Regions from separate parts of the Homo sapiens genome. Here region 2 is linked to region 1. A link is an interaction called in ENCODE POLR2A ChIA-PET data of the cell type or tissue named here. Cell type or tissue: PC-3. All regions are shown on one strand. Links, peaks and the distances in the headings refer to the core of each region. The heading gives the core; the rest is flanking DNA.

The links. ChIA-PET counts read pairs that join two places held together with the same protein. Peaks named below come from ENCODE experiments on the same cell type or tissue, not always from the same donor. Only the 100,000 strongest peaks of a DNase experiment are listed, where the experiment ranks them.
Region 2: POLR2A ChIA-PET joins it to region 1 with 5 read pairs; 1 of 35 experiments calls an interaction of 5 or more read pairs at or near these places.

What each region holds. Positions count from the first base shown.
Region 1 is chr10:108,326,837-108,334,641 of GRCh38, forward strand. No RefSeq gene overlaps it. Among named protein-coding and RNA genes, the nearest start is that of LINC01435, 260 kb to the left of the region's middle. In PC-3, for the core only: no CTCF peak of the experiment used is centred there; no DNase peak of the experiment used is centred there; H3K27ac peaks cover 588 bases.
Region 2 is chr10:107,610,884-107,618,688 of GRCh38, forward strand. No RefSeq gene overlaps it. Among named protein-coding and RNA genes, the nearest start is that of SORCS1, 450 kb to the left of the region's middle. In PC-3, for the core only: no CTCF peak of the experiment used is centred there; no DNase peak of the experiment used is centred there; H3K27ac peaks cover 1,401 bases.

The sequences.
Region 1 (7,805 bases), core at 1,381-6,380:
CATTGTGAAGGCCTGGATTGAGGTAGTTCTTAGTCCTCTCTGCTCCTGCTCCCAGAAACCAATAGAACCTTGTATAATACAGCAACATATTCATCAGTTTTTTTTCTTAATCATCTTTGTTCCCAGGAAACAGTCACAAAAAGAAAAGAAAGAAAGAAGAGGAAGAGAAAGGAGAAGAAAACAAATCAGGTTCGAAGTTATTTGTTGATATTTCATATCTAAGAGGGGCAGAGTTTGCATAAAAGCAGTAGGAAAGAATTTGCATATAGATGAAAATAGCTTGTTGAAGTTGTGATGTAGAAGATGCTACTGAGTCACCTAAGAATTCAGCTATTAAAAAAATTATAGCAAAGCATGGCCAAAGAAAACAAATCATTCAGATAATAAAGTGACAAATGTATCTGGTTAAAAGTTAGTTAAAAAGCACTTCTAAAGTTTATATAATGGATTTAGCGTTGGTGATTTATTCATGGCTGCTTAAGGCACTTCATTCTTCCGATTCCACTAAAGGGTAAGCAGAAGTGAGGGTCAAATTATTTTACAGTCAGAGTGACCTAAATATTGATCATTAAAAATGGATGTCAGCTCATTGTACTGGAGTCACATCCTGGGGGCTGTTAGGCTTTGGCCCTCACAGCAGTCTGGGGTTGATCTCGCGGATTTGGCTATTTTTAAAGAATGTGGCTTTGGAGTCGTGTGGCACTTAAAGACAAGATACTTTCTGAGAAATGCGTTGTTAGGCTATTTTGTCATTGTGTGAACATCATAGAGTCCACTCACACAACTTACATGGCATACCCTACCACACATCTAGATTCATGGCTTAGCCTCTTGCTCTAGCCTATAAATCGGTACAGCATGTTACTATACTGAATATTGTATACAATTGTAATGCAATCATGTTTGTCCCCAAACATATCTAAACACAGAAATGGTATAGCAAAAATATGGTATAAAAGATAAAAAATAAAAAGGTAAACCGTGTAGGGAACTTACTATGATGTAGCTTGCAGAACTGAAAATTGGTCTGGGTGAGTCAATGAGCGAGTGAGTGGTGAGTGAGTGAGCGGTGAGTGAGTGGTGAGTAAGTGGTAAGTGAATGTGAAGGACTAGGATATTACTGTATATTACTGTACATTACTGTAGACTTTATAAACACTGTACAGTTAGGCTACAATAAATTTATTTACAGAAAACAAAATAACTGCACTATGACATTACAATGCCTATGTCACTAGGCAATAGAAATTGTGCTGTTCTGTTATTATCTTATGGGACCACCATCATATATGCGATCTGTCCTTGACCTATATTTCATTATGCAGTACATGACTATATTTTAATATTTAAAATACAAAATATTCATGATTTTTCATGACTGAACACCAGTCCCTTGAGATCATACTACATATGTTAAACAGATGAGAAAATGGGCCCACATAAGATACTGTTAGGCATTTCACAGCAAACAATGAGAACATTTTTTTCTGTTTTTTTGTGTGACAGAGGATTTTATATTGTATATTATGGGGAAAAAAAAGAGCATTACAGTTTGAAAGATTTATAGCCTGTGTGATGGTTAATATTTAGTGTCAACTTGATTGGATTGAGGGATGCCTAGATAGCTGGTAAAGTATTGCTTCTGTGTGTGTTTGTGATAATGTTGCCAGAAAAGACTGACATTTGAGTCAGTGGACTAGGAAAGGAAGATGTACCCTCATTGTGGGTGGGCACCATCCAATCACTGTCAGCATGGGTAGAAAAAGGCAAGGTGGACGAAGGTGGGATGTTTACTTGCCTAATCTTCTGGCTCTCTTTGCTCTTCCTGTGCTGAACACTTACTTCTGCTCCTCCTGCCCTCGGATCTCAGACTACAGGTTCTTTGGGACCTGGAATCTGGGACTTGTATCAGCAGCTTCCCAAGGGCTCTCGGGCCTTCAGCCATGGTCACTGTTGGCTTCCAGTTTTGAGGCTTTCAAATTTGCACTGAGCCACTACTGGCTTCTCTCTTTCCCAAGCTTGCAGATGGCTTATCCTGCCTTGCCTTGTAATTCTGTGAGCCAATTCTCCCTAATCAACTCCCTTTTATATATACATATATCCTATTGGTTCTGTCCCTCTGGAGAACCCTGACTACTGAAATTGTCATTAACTAAACAGATTTGCAGAGGTCATGTTTGCAAGGATTAGCTGTGGGTTGGTGATAGCATTTTCTTTTGACATACTACATTTCAGATTAGCTGGATATGTTGAGTTAAACATTAGGCATAAGAATATAATTATTAAAAAGCAGGGTTAGAATAAAGATGGAAATTTGGGTCTCTACTAAAAATACAAAAATTAGCTGGGTGTGGTGGCATGTGCCTGTAGTCCCAGCTACTTGGGAGGCTGAGGCAGGAGAATTGCTTGAACCTGGGAGGCAAAGGCTGCAGTGAGCCAAAATTGCACCACTGCACTCCAGCTTGGGCAACAGAGTGAGACTCCATCTCAAAAAAAAAAAAAAAAAAACAAACGTGGAAATTTGGGAGTTATCATCATCATACATAAAGTCACAAAATTGACTATGACTATCTAGGGGGAAAGGTTATACAGAAACCTAGGACTCAGGTATTCCAACTCCTGAGTCCTAGGGTGTTTGAATACATGGAGTGAGTAATGTGAAGAACAATTAGCAAAGACCAAGAAGGAGAAGTCAAAAAGTCCAGGAGAAGAAACAAGGCATGTGGTAACAGGGGAGCAAGTATAAAAAGTATTTCATGGAGTGATTGGGTCATATGGTACTAAGAGTTAAAATGACCTTATAATATATTATCCAAATCTGGATGCATTGCAGAATGAAAGCAGCAGCTATAAATAATTAAAACAGGACAATAGACAGAGATATGATTGTCCCAGGAAAAGTATAGGATGTATACTCAAACTATTCATAGGCCAGTGTAGATGGTCTAAGAATTAATTGTTAGATTCAGTAAAGTGGTGGCCATAAATATCCATCAGAAAAGTGATTTCAGAGATTGGCAATGATTGGAGAATGCTGAAGAGAAAACAGAAGTAGGTAAAAATTGGAGGACAGTGAATACAGACAATTGTCTCAACACATCAAAGGAAGGAGACAGAATAATGATAGTATGGTCAAGGAAGACAAAAGAGGAGTGCTTTTTTGTGTGTATATGTGTATATGCTTGTGTGTGAGTGTGTGTGTGTTTAATAAGAAAAATAGTAAGTCATTATTCTTATCTTCCTACTGGGCAGGCACTACAACCATACCATAAAGCAATCTGTGTCCAGGACAGGAAGCATCCAAGTGAAAATCCTTCATTGGCTTCAGATGGATGGTGGCCCATATTTTACAGACGGATGCTTTAATGCTGTGAGCCTGTGCAGTGTCATTTGGAATATTTTGTTACATCTAGAAGTAGAATTTAGCACCTTGATGATATTAAAGTTCCCAGTCTCTTCAAGACCTAAGATGCTATTCGTCTGACATGAGAACTTACTCCAATAACAGTAAAATCCACCAGCAAGACTAACTGAATAAATCAGGAAAGGCTTGCCAGACAACGTACCCTAAATTCTAGATACCAGAGTGTTAGACATGCAAAGGAGGCAGAATCACAGACCATGAATAGGCACTGTCACCCAATAGCATAGACTTGAATCCTGTCTTTAACATTATATGGCTATGTGACCTAAGGCAAGTTCAAATCTCTCTCTGATTCAATTTTCTGAGCTATAAAATAGAAATACAACAACAAGAAGACACCTACTTGTATTTGTTGTGAGCATTAAAAGAGTTAATACCCATTAAGTGTTTGGAACAATATCTGGCACAGAATAAATGTTCAAATAGAGTGAACTACAATGATTTAAATGTTGCACTTTGAGCAATGAATTTGGAAAGGGACCTCAGTTTTTATTATCAAAAAGCAAATAGGTTTTAATTTCTAGATGGAATTCAAAGGCTGCTTAAATAAAACCAGTAGAACAGTGTAATGTAAATAGTTAGAGCCAAAGTGATGAAATTTGAGAAACTGCAGCACATCCTGGCTCTGCTCTCAAAAGTTGAGGAACTTTGAATTAAAAACTCAGGTATTCTAAGTTTTAGTTTTCTTTAGGATAATATCAGATAATAATATATACTCTATAGTTTCTTTGTTGAGAAGACTATATGAGGAACCTCATATGTGGGGATATAATTACTACATATTAAATTATGCTTTCCTGTTTTCTAAGTTTTATTTTTATTTCTATCTTAAGTTTTGGGGTACCTGTGCAGGATGTGCAGGTTTGTTACATAGGTAAATGTGTGCCATGGTGGTTTGCTGCACCTATCAACCTATCACCTAGGTATTGAGCCCTACATGCATTAGCTATTTTTTTCTAAAGCTCTCTCTCCCCACATCCCTCCTGCCAGCAGAACCCAGTGTTGTTCCCCTCCCTTTGTCCATGTATTCTCACTGTTTAGCTCCTACTTATGTGAGAACATGTGGTGTTTGTTTTTCTGTTCCTGGGTTAGTTTGCTGAAAATTGCTTCCAGCTCCATACATGTCACTGCAAAAGACATGATCTCATTCTTTTTTATAGCGGCATAGTATTTCATGGTGTATAACTATCACATTTTCTTTATCCAGTCTATCATTGGTGGGCATTTGGGTTGATTTCATGTCTTTGCTATTGCGAATAGTACCACAGTGAACATACATGTGCATGTATCTTTGTAATAGAATGATTTATATTCCTTTGGGTATATACCCACTAATGGGATCACTCGGTCAAATGGTATTTCTCGTTCTAGGTCTTTAAAGAATTGCCACACCATCTTCCACAATGGACTAATTTACATTCCCATCAACAGCATAAAAGTGTTCCTATTTCTCCCCAACCTCACCAGCATCTGTTGTTTCTTGACTTTTTAATAATCACCATTCTGACTGGCATGAGATGATATCTCATGGTGGTTTTGGTTTATATTTCTCTAATGATCAGTGATGCTGAGGTTTTTGCCATACGTTTGTTGGCCACATAAATGTCTTCTTTTGAGAAGTGTCTGTTCAAGTCCTTTGCCCACATTTTAATGTTTTTTTCTTGTAATTTGTTTAAGTTCCTTGTAGATTTTTGATATTAGAACTTTGTCAGATGGATAGATTGCAAACATTTTAGCTCACTCTGTAGGTTGCTGTTCACTGTGATAATTTCTTTTGCTGTGCAGAATCTCTTTAGTTTAATTGGATCCCATTTGTCAATTTTTGCTTTTGTTGCAGTTGCTTTTGGTGATTTTGTCAGGAAATCTTTGCCCATACCTATGTCCTGAATGGTATTGGCTAGATTTTCTTCTAGGGTTTTTATAGTTTTGGGTTTTACATTTAAATCTTTAATCCATATCAAGTTAATTTTTGTATAAGGTGTGAAGAAGGGGTCCAGTTTCAATTTTCTGCATATGGCTATCCAGTTCTTCCAGCACCATTTACTAAATAGGGAATCCTTTCCCCATTGCTTGTTTTTGTCAGGTTTGTTGAAGATCAGATGGTTGTAGATGTGTGGTCTTAGAGTTCACTATTCTATTCCATTGGTGTATGTGTCTCTATTTGGACCAATTCCGTGCTGTTTTGGTTATTGTGCCTTGTAGTATAAAGTCTGGTAGCATGATGCCTCCAGCTTTGTTCTTTTTGTTTAGGATTGTCTTGGCTATATGAGCTGTTTTTTGGTTCCATACGAATTTTATCTTATTTTTATTTATTTATTTATTTTTTTGAGATGGAGTCTCTCTCTGTTACCCATGCTGGAATACAGTGTTGTGATCTCGGCTCACTGCAGGCTCCACCTCCCGGGTTCAAGTGATCTTCCCATTACAGGTGTGTGCCATCACGCCTGGCTATTTTTGTGTGTGTATTTTTAGTAGAGATGGGGTTTTACCATGTTGTTCAGGCTGGTCTCAAACTCCTGATCTCAAGTGATCTGCCTACCACAGCCCCGCAAAGTGTTACACTTATAGGCATGAGCCACCACACCCGGCCCCATACAAATTTTAAAATCGTTTAATTCTATGAAGAATATTAATGGTAGTTTAATGGGAATAGCATTGAATCTACAAATTACTTTGGGCAGTATGGCCATTTTCGAGATTTTAATTCCTCCTGTCCATAAGCATGGAATGTTTTTACATTTATTTGTGTCCTCTCTGATTTCCTTGAGCAGTGGTTTGTAGTTCTCCTTGAAGAGGTCCTTCACTTCCCTTGTTAGCTGTATTCCAAGGTATTTAATTCTTTTTGTATGCTTTCTTGTTTTCAACTGTTTTCACCTTATCGTTTTCCCTCCACCTCCTCTCCTACTTAAGCATATGTGAAGGCTTAATATGTGCACTACCATCAAGGTAGGATAAAACACAAAGAACCAGGAGTCGGATGTCAACTTTTAGTTTGTTAGGGATACTTTGGTAAATTTGTAACTGTTTCTTAATGGTTGTTGTTGTTTGTTTTTAATTTTTAGGAGTCTGGTGCTTGGGAAGAAAAACTGTGATTCTTTCTGCCCTGCCTCCCAATTTTATTTATTTTAATTTTAAAATTTGGTTTTAAATATGAAGAATTAATGCTTAGAAAACAGAGTTTAAATAGAGTTTAAACAACAAACTAGTAAGTGGGGAACAAAATGCACAATTATGTAAGGATCAATTTCTGACCTAAAGGTGAACATTTTGAGCAGTTAGAAGGAAATAAAGAATAAGAGGAAAATAAGCAGGTATTAAAAGCTGGTGGTATCTAAACAGCAGACCATCACTGTTTAGACGGTGTTCCCATCTGGACATTTTTTAAGTTGGTAGAAACCAAATAGAAATATCATTAACGTTTGACGTATCACAAAGCAGAATTGCAGAAGATGGCCACTTACAGAGAAGCTTCATGTGCTCTCTTGTCTAAATAGCAGAATGTCAGTGCTTGGAAGATCTATGCAGGTATGAGGGTATGTGAACTTTGCATACATTCCTGCTCAAATTCTACATGCTGCAGAGGATAGGCATGAGGTTGAGCACAGTGTCCTTGGGATGCAAGTGTAGCATATGACATAAACTAGAATGGGCCTCATAATCATAGCATCACAGCTTTTTACAAACTGTAAAGTTCACTCCTAAAAACCCGACTTTGGAGTAAGAATCCCATTTACGCTCTTTAATGGGAATAATAAAAGCACTTAGAGGTTTGTGTAAAAATAATATGCACTAATACATTGAATGACTTTAGCACAATGTCAGGCACATATGAAATGTCCAAAATGTAACAGCACTTACTCTTAAGAGAGTGAGAAAATATTATCGTTAAAATTTTCTCAAGTAAACAAAAGCAGAGTAGACCTTCCTAGCATTGGTTTTGATCTTCTGTCTGTGACAAATTAAACTGAATTGCATTTAAAAGCAGTTTCTGAAAATACACTGTGAAGGGAATAGGTTGAAAGTGTGAATTAATAGGTATGGAAGAATTCCACAACAGACCTCTATGATTTTTCTTTTATCACCTCTATTTCCATCTGTATGTGTTTCCATCTGTACGAGTTTTCCAGAAAGTTTTGGTTGTTTATCCCAAGTACATGGCTATTATTTTGTGACAGTATAACACTCAACATTCTAAATATTTGACAATGTTCGTTCTGTTTTCCATTCCTCTCTTTTTTTGTGATATATTTGGTTGCATACATACTTACCTGCAAATTTACTTTTTTTTATATTTTAAAATATGTGATCATTTATCTAAAATAAATTCTACTTATATTTTCATTATTAAGGAAGAAGAATTTCATTGAAGTTATGAATTATG
Region 2 (7,805 bases), core at 1,760-6,759, 720 kb before region 1:
CTACTCATCACATAAATATTTGTTGATTGACTGGCTTCATAAATCATAAGCTACAGGTCTCCTAATGAGATTGTCTTCTTTATCTTTAAATCTATTGCTGAAAGGTTTCTGTGTTATAGGTAAGGTAATTCCCTCTTTGTTCCATATTCAGCTAGCCTGCCAGGAATCACATTTATAGATAAAATGGCTTCTTTCATCCCAGAGCTGACAAGCTAAATTATATTATTCTTTTTAAAAATATTTACAAATCATGCAAAAATGTATGCTGAAGAATTTACCACTATAAGCCTCTCACCTCTACACACAAAATATAATGTCCTAGCCTTTTCCCAAGACTTGGGGAGGGCTTCTTCTGTTTATAGAGGCCTTAGGGCATGACCAAACCTGCTAAGGGATAACAATTTCTGCAACCAGCATTCTGTTTGCATTATGACCTCATTTGGTGCTGCAATATAATGTGTACATACCATTTTCAATTTGTCTAGAAACACTATTTGGTGTCCTGGCTTAGTGTAACTGCCAGAATTATTCATAACTCAGGAACCAGGTTACATTTTCCTGCATAGACTATTCAAATAATAAGACTAAAGGCAAATAGGACTGGCTCTTCTTTGCCCACATTTTTCATTCATACCCATTGCTAATTCCTTCCCTCATTAAAAATAGAAATGTTGTCATGTTATGTTGTTGCAGGGGGTATCACAGAAAGAAAGTGATCATGAACCCATTTCCTGGGGATCGGAGGGCTTCATACCAGTGGTATGTATTTCAGGTGAACACCCCAGGATGTTGTGACTTCTTTGTAACAAATAAGTGAGTGGAGTTTTTATTTAATAGAAAATAGAGAGGAATCATTAAACCAAAATGGTCCTTACAACAAAAGCTAAAGATCCCGGAAATCTAAGCTTGCTGTGACTGGTTATATAGATTGCTTATTGCACAAAGACAATAAGTTAAGGGGAGGGTGAATAGGCGCTGGAAGACATTATGTGTTCCATTTGATAAGTCCTATGGCTATGAGGCAACCAGAAGGGATATCTTTATTATTTATTAATTTTTTATTTGTATAAATTTATGGGGTACAAGTGTAATTTCGTTACATGGACATATTACATAGTGGTGAAGTCAGGGCTTTCAGTGTATCCATCACCTGATTACTGATCATTGAACCCAGTAAGTAATTTCTCATTATCCCCCTCCAACCCCTCTCTCTTCTAAGTCCCTGTTAGCTATCACTGAACACTCTATGTCCATTTGTACACATTATTTAGCTCCCACTTATAAGTGAGAACGTGTGTTATTTGTCTTTCTGTGTCTGAGTTACCTCACTTTTCACAATGGTATTTGTGGACAAGCACAGGCTGAACTTGGTGTTTCCATATCATTGTTTATTTGCTAATAAGTTAGTATATTTTTACTTGTAAGCACTAAAAAATTTAACCAAGAACAAGATTGTGGTTGGGTCATAGAAAGAACACAACCATTGAGATTCTTAAGATCATCCCTCTGTCTCTGTCTCTCTCTCTCTCTTTTATCCTCATCCCCATTTCTCTCTGCATCAACCTCATTCTTCTCTACTACGTCATAGAAGCTTTCTTCTTGACCAAACACATGATTATTGAGAGCATCTGCCTTTCACATCTTACAGATCATAGGGAGAAACTGACCTAACGATTTCCCTTGTTCCAAGATTTAAAAAATATATTTGATAGGTGACTCATTTGTTGAGGTAAAGTCAGAGTCCTATCCTGAACCAATCAAGTATGGCCAGCAGTTTTATATATTCAGGAGGGTTTGGGGGAGGGAGGGAAATCTTAGACACTATAACTTGAGCTAGGGAGGAGTATTTCAAGAAGTAGATTTCTATGCCAAGAAGGGAATTAAATTCAGACAAAACACTTACATGCTCATTGAGGGTACATAAACTAGGAAAATTCCAAATCATTCACATGCATGAATTTACCTTCATTTAAAGAAAAAGACAAAAAAGAGTAGTGTGCTATACTCACCCAACTGCATCAATAGCTATGCACTGTGGTCCCTCATTGAAACCCAATCTGGAAGTTCTTTTCTCACATTTTATTCTATTTATATCCCAGCTACCCCTCTTCCTGCAGCACCAGGCTCAATTCATGTCTCACCTCCAAAAAGTTTTTACTGAGTTTTGTATTCTCTCTTTTCTCCATTACTATAACTTTGACAAATAGGTTTACAAATTGATTTCCTTAATGATACAATGTTTTGCATTGTTCATTAACTTTTTGGGCTCATGGTTCATCTCCCCTACAGAACTTTAAGCTCCATAAATCTTTTATAATGACAATTATTTTTACACTAACAACTAAGATTACCTTAATTTTGACTCCTGCTGCTTATATCATAATACTGAGTGTACTGTTGAGAAACACATACATAGGGAGAGATTTGGCAAATATAAGGTTGAACACTAACTGTGCAAAGTACTTTGCGGATTTAAGATCCCCAAAGCAAGTAAGGGGATGGTTTCTTTTCTGAGACACAAATGGGTTACTGAACACTGAATAATATGTTAAAGGAAAGCTCAAACACTTAGCATTTGTAAATGGTCTAACACAGAGCTTGGAGGGACCAGTATTCTCTTTCTCCTCTTCTTCATTTAAGGAACATCTTGGAAAGCAGAAGTTATTAATAAAATGTACAGAGGAAAATGCGTTATTTTCCATAAGAAAATGGAGTTTATGAACATAAATTTCCAATTCTGAGGCTTGTCAACTCAGACCATAAAAGTGGCTGGCATATAAGCTTACTAATTTGGACTAATTAAATGACTAGCCATTTGAATCTGGCGAGAGCCCCAATTATAAAGGGTATTTAAAAGCCACAACACCTAAAATCTGAATTTTTAAAATATCATCAGAAAACACTCAAGGGAGAGATTTTCCTGGAAATTCGCTGTTGAGACATAACTTAGGTTCTAAGAGATTGAAAAATCACTTGCATTTGGAAGTAACTTTTCTCTTTTGTACTTATTTACATTATTGTTTGTTGAATTTATTTGTTGAATACTTTCTCACATCTGTGTGTATTTTAAACTTGAAGAATCCATTTACATTTAATCTTTTATTGGCCCCATGAGTAAAATAAAGACACAGTTATGACTCTCTTTCAGGGGCAAACAAAGAAAGACTTAAAAATGCTCCCTAACTTGCCCAGGTTGCAGTGTGAATGAGGAATACAGTGGGAACACAAATCCATACACACGTATATCTTTCTAAGACCCCCGATGAGGTTACTACTGACCTGAAAGGCAGCACTACTAAGTCAGCAAGATATTTTTAAAAAGTCTTACTGTATTCTGAATTGTTAGAGAGAAAAACATGTTGATGTACCCAGAAGACCGAAAAAAAGCAATTATGGGGACAAAAACACCCCTCTCCTCTAGACTAATACATAAAGATATTATATTAGGTGCAATGTTTAGTAGATGTTTGAGGCAGAAAGAAGGGGAGCTCTTTTCTGCTAATTTGAGTTAAGCTTGTTTGTAATTCAAGTTATTATTTCTTTTTGTTTACTTGTTTCTATTAAAAAGATATATAGATGATAGATATATAAATATTCTCTCTCTTTATTCTTTCTGAACTGGTAAGATCAGATAACTGGAAACAAATGGATAATCTTTGTAGCTTACACCCTAGAATCTTCTCTCCTGTGCCCTTCATGTACTCCACTTCTGCAGAGCTATGTTTATGGAGGAAATTGGATTCACTGTTTGCCTACAGCAACACATTTAGCTGGTGGCTGTGCAGGTCCAATTAACTCTTTTAACAATATGGGTCAAATGAGGTTATTGGATTATGTTTGTAGCCAATTATAATTGTTTTGGTTGAATACTCTCTCTTGTAACCTTATTTACACTTAAGAAAACAGCATAGAAAAATATTTCATTGTGTGGAAGAAAATAGCCTAGGCAAATATTGGAAGAACAATTTCTCTTTTCTAGATCACGAAACATGACCTCTTATTTATGTTTGGGCATAAAGTAAAGCCTTTTTTGCAGAAATAAAAATAAAAGTGTTAGATATAAAACACTTTGAACACACATTATTCCCATCATTATAATTATCATTATTATCTCTACCTCACCATGAAAAGTAAAGCCTTTAATGGGAGGGACACAATGTGATAGGAAGAAAGGAACCCAAGAGGGAGACGAAGTAGACCAGGGTTCTAGTGTTGGCTTTGCGGCTGGTGAGTCATAGTCTCTCTGAACTTAATGCCCTCCATCTAGAAAGTGGAAATAATAAGCTTGTTACCACAATGATTAAACAAAAAAATGTACATGATGTGTTTTACCAAGTAAAAATAATACAATATTGGTTATAAACTAGTGTTGAATAATAGGAATTTCTTCTGCAGTTATTTTAAACTGTATTGCAAGGAGATTTTGTTCCATATACAGTCATGGGCCACATAACAATGTTTTGGTTGACGATATACCGTGGTGGTCCCATAAGATCATAACGAAGCTGAAGACTTTCTATCAGTAATGTCTTAGCCATTATAACATTGTAGTGCAATGCATTAGTCACACATCTGTGGTTAATACTAGCATAAACAAATCTAGTACGCCTCCAGTCATATAAAATGTCGCACATACAATTATGTGTGGTACATCATACTAAGTAATGACAATAAACAACTATGTTACTGTTATACGTAGTGACTTTTTTCTGTCATTTTAGAATATGCTCCTTCTACTTATTAAAAAAGTATGCTGTGTTATTCTAGCAGCAGGAATATCTAGTAGAGGGAATATGCTCCTCCTACTTATTAAAACAGTGTGCTATGTTATTCTAGCAGCAGGATCATATTTCTCCTATTTACTGTGTCTCTTAATTACATCATTTTCTTTTGTGCTTGATTTAATCTCATTTTGTTTTGTTCATCAGGGCCTCTGAGTATAAAAAGCCTACTGCTAATATTGCCAGTAAGAAGCTACAACAAGTGATTGACCTGAAAACAAAATTAGAAGTGATTAAGAACTACAAAGGTAGAACATCAATGATGATTACTGCTCACCTGTCAGACAGATCTCATTCCACTATAACTATGATCTTAAAGTACAAGAACTAACTAATAGAAGCTCTGAGATAATCTCCTTCACTGAAGGCAATGAGACTAACAAAAATTTGGGAAGGGCCTATATCAGATATGGAGAAACTTCTAATCATGTAGACTGAAGGCCAGACACAGAAGTGTACTCCTCTTAGCACCATGATAATCATGACCAAAGCAAAAAGTTGTTTGCAGTGATGAAAGAGAAGGTTTGACTTGACTGTGTTGTTGAATTTACTACTAGGTCTGGGTGGTTTAAATGATTCAAGAATCATTACTCATTACCTAACAGGAAAGTAACTGGTGAGTTTCTAAGTGCTCATATGAAGGCAGCTGAAAAAATTGGGGAAATTCTAGATAAGCTAATTGTAGAGAAAATTTACCTGCTGGAGCAAATCTGGAGTATGGCTGAAACATCTCTATTCTGGAAGTGAATGCATGAAGGGACTTTCATCCATAAGACCAAGTCAATGCCAAATTTCTAGCTCTCTAAGGACAGGATAACAGTCGTATTTGGAAGGTAGTGTTGTATATTACACATTGAGCCCTTTGTGGTCTGGCACGGTGAGTGTTACAGGGCCTGCAAGCATATCAGTAAGAACATATTGCCAGTGTACAACCGGAGTAATAAGAAGTGATGGATCAGTCAGCTCCATTTCCAAAATTCCCTTCTGAATTGCCATGTCAGCAAAATGGAGAAGTACTGTTTGGAAAATAACATACTTTCAAGATTTTGCTTATTGTTGAGAATGCTCCTGCACATCCTCCTTTATTGGTGATCTTCATCCTCATACCAAAGTGATGCCTGTCCCTCCAAATGCTAATTCTTTGACCCAAACAGTGGGTCAAGGATTCATAGTGATTTCTAAGCCTTATTGCCTGAGTAGGACCTCTGCCCAGGCTATTGCTGCAACTGAGGAAGACACTCATGCAATTCTGGCAGGATTACAACATCTATGATTGCATCAAGAAACTTGCTTGGGCTTGGGGTGATATCACCCAGGGATGTGTGAATGGCATCTGGAAGAAAATATTCAAGAGTTTTGCTCATGACTACAGAGAATTTGCCAAGAGTGAGAGGGTTGTAAAAATTGAAAAGGCTGTGATTGAGATAGCAAGTAACTTTAACCTGGGTGTGGAGAAGGATGATATTGAGGAGCTCCTAAAGGGGGTTCCTAAGGAACTGACTAATGAGAAGTTGGAATTGGAATAGGAATGCATTGCTCAAGAAGAGGCAAGAGGAAAGGGAAGTGCAGGAGAAGAAAAAGCGGAATAACCCTTAAAAAAAATCCACAATGAAGAGTTTAGTAGAAGCTTTTGCAGACCTCAACAAGCTCCTTAAAAAGTTTAAAAACATGGACCACCAACACCAAAAGGTCATGGTGTGTTATCTGCTTACAAGCAAATCTATGATTAAAAAAGAAACAAACTAAGCAAACCAACATGAACGTATTTCAGAAAAGACTGACACCTCCTCAAGAAGAGCCCCAGACAGGTCTTTCAGGAGGGATTCCAGAAGAAAGCATTGTAATCATCGGAGATCACAGGTCCGTGCATGTTATTGTTGCTGAACACCTTACAGTGGGACAAGATGTGGAGGTGGAAGACAGTGATACTGATGATCCTGACCCAGTGTAGGCTGAGGCTAATCAATGTTTATGTCTTTTTTTTTTAACAAAAAATTAAAAAAACTGAAACTAAAAAGCTTAAAAAATAGGAAAAATCCTATGGAAGTAGAATATAAAGAAAAATAATATTCTTGGGCCGTGCGCGGTGACTGACGCCTGTAATCCCAGCGCTTTGGGAGGCCAAGGCAGGCAGATCACGAGGTCAGGAGATCAAGATCATGCTGGCTAACATGGTGAAACCCCGTCTCTACTAAAAAATGAAAAAAAAAAAAAGATTAGCCAGGCATGGGGTGCGTGCCTGGAGTCCCAGCTACCAGCTACTCGGGAGGCTGAGGCAGGAGAATCGCTTGAACCCGGGAAGTGGTGGCTGCAGTGAGCTGAGATGGCACCACTGCACTACAGCCTGGGTGATGGAGCAAGACTCTGTCTCAAAAAAATAAATTAATTAATTAAAAAGAAAAATAATATTCTTGTACATCTGTATATTCTGTTTCTGTTTTATGCTAAATGTTATTACAAAAGAGTCAATAAGTTAAAATATTAAAGTTTATAAAGTAAAAATGTTATAACCAGTTAAAGTTAATTTATTGTTGAAGAAGAAAAAATTTTTAGATAAATTAATGTAGCCTAAGTATACAGTGTTTATAAAGTCTGTGGTAGTGTATAGTAATATCCTAGGCCTTCACATTCATTCAGCCCTCACTCACTCACTCACTCACCCAGAGCAATTTTCACTCCTGCAAGCTCTGTTCATGGTAAGTACCCTATACAGGTATACCATTTTTTATCTCTTATACTATATTTTAACTGTACCTTCTCTATGTTTAGATACATAAATATTACCATTGTGTTACAGTTGCCTGTAGTATTTAGTACAGTAACATGCTGTACAGGTTTGTAGCCTAGAAGCAATAGGCTATACCATATGGCCTAGGGACACAGTAAGCTATATTATCTAGGCTTGTGTAAATACAGTCTATGATGTTTGCACAACAATGAAATAGACTAATGACACATTTCTCAGAACATATTCTTGTTGTTAAGCAACACATGACTATATTAAAACTGTTCCTAGGGAATGTT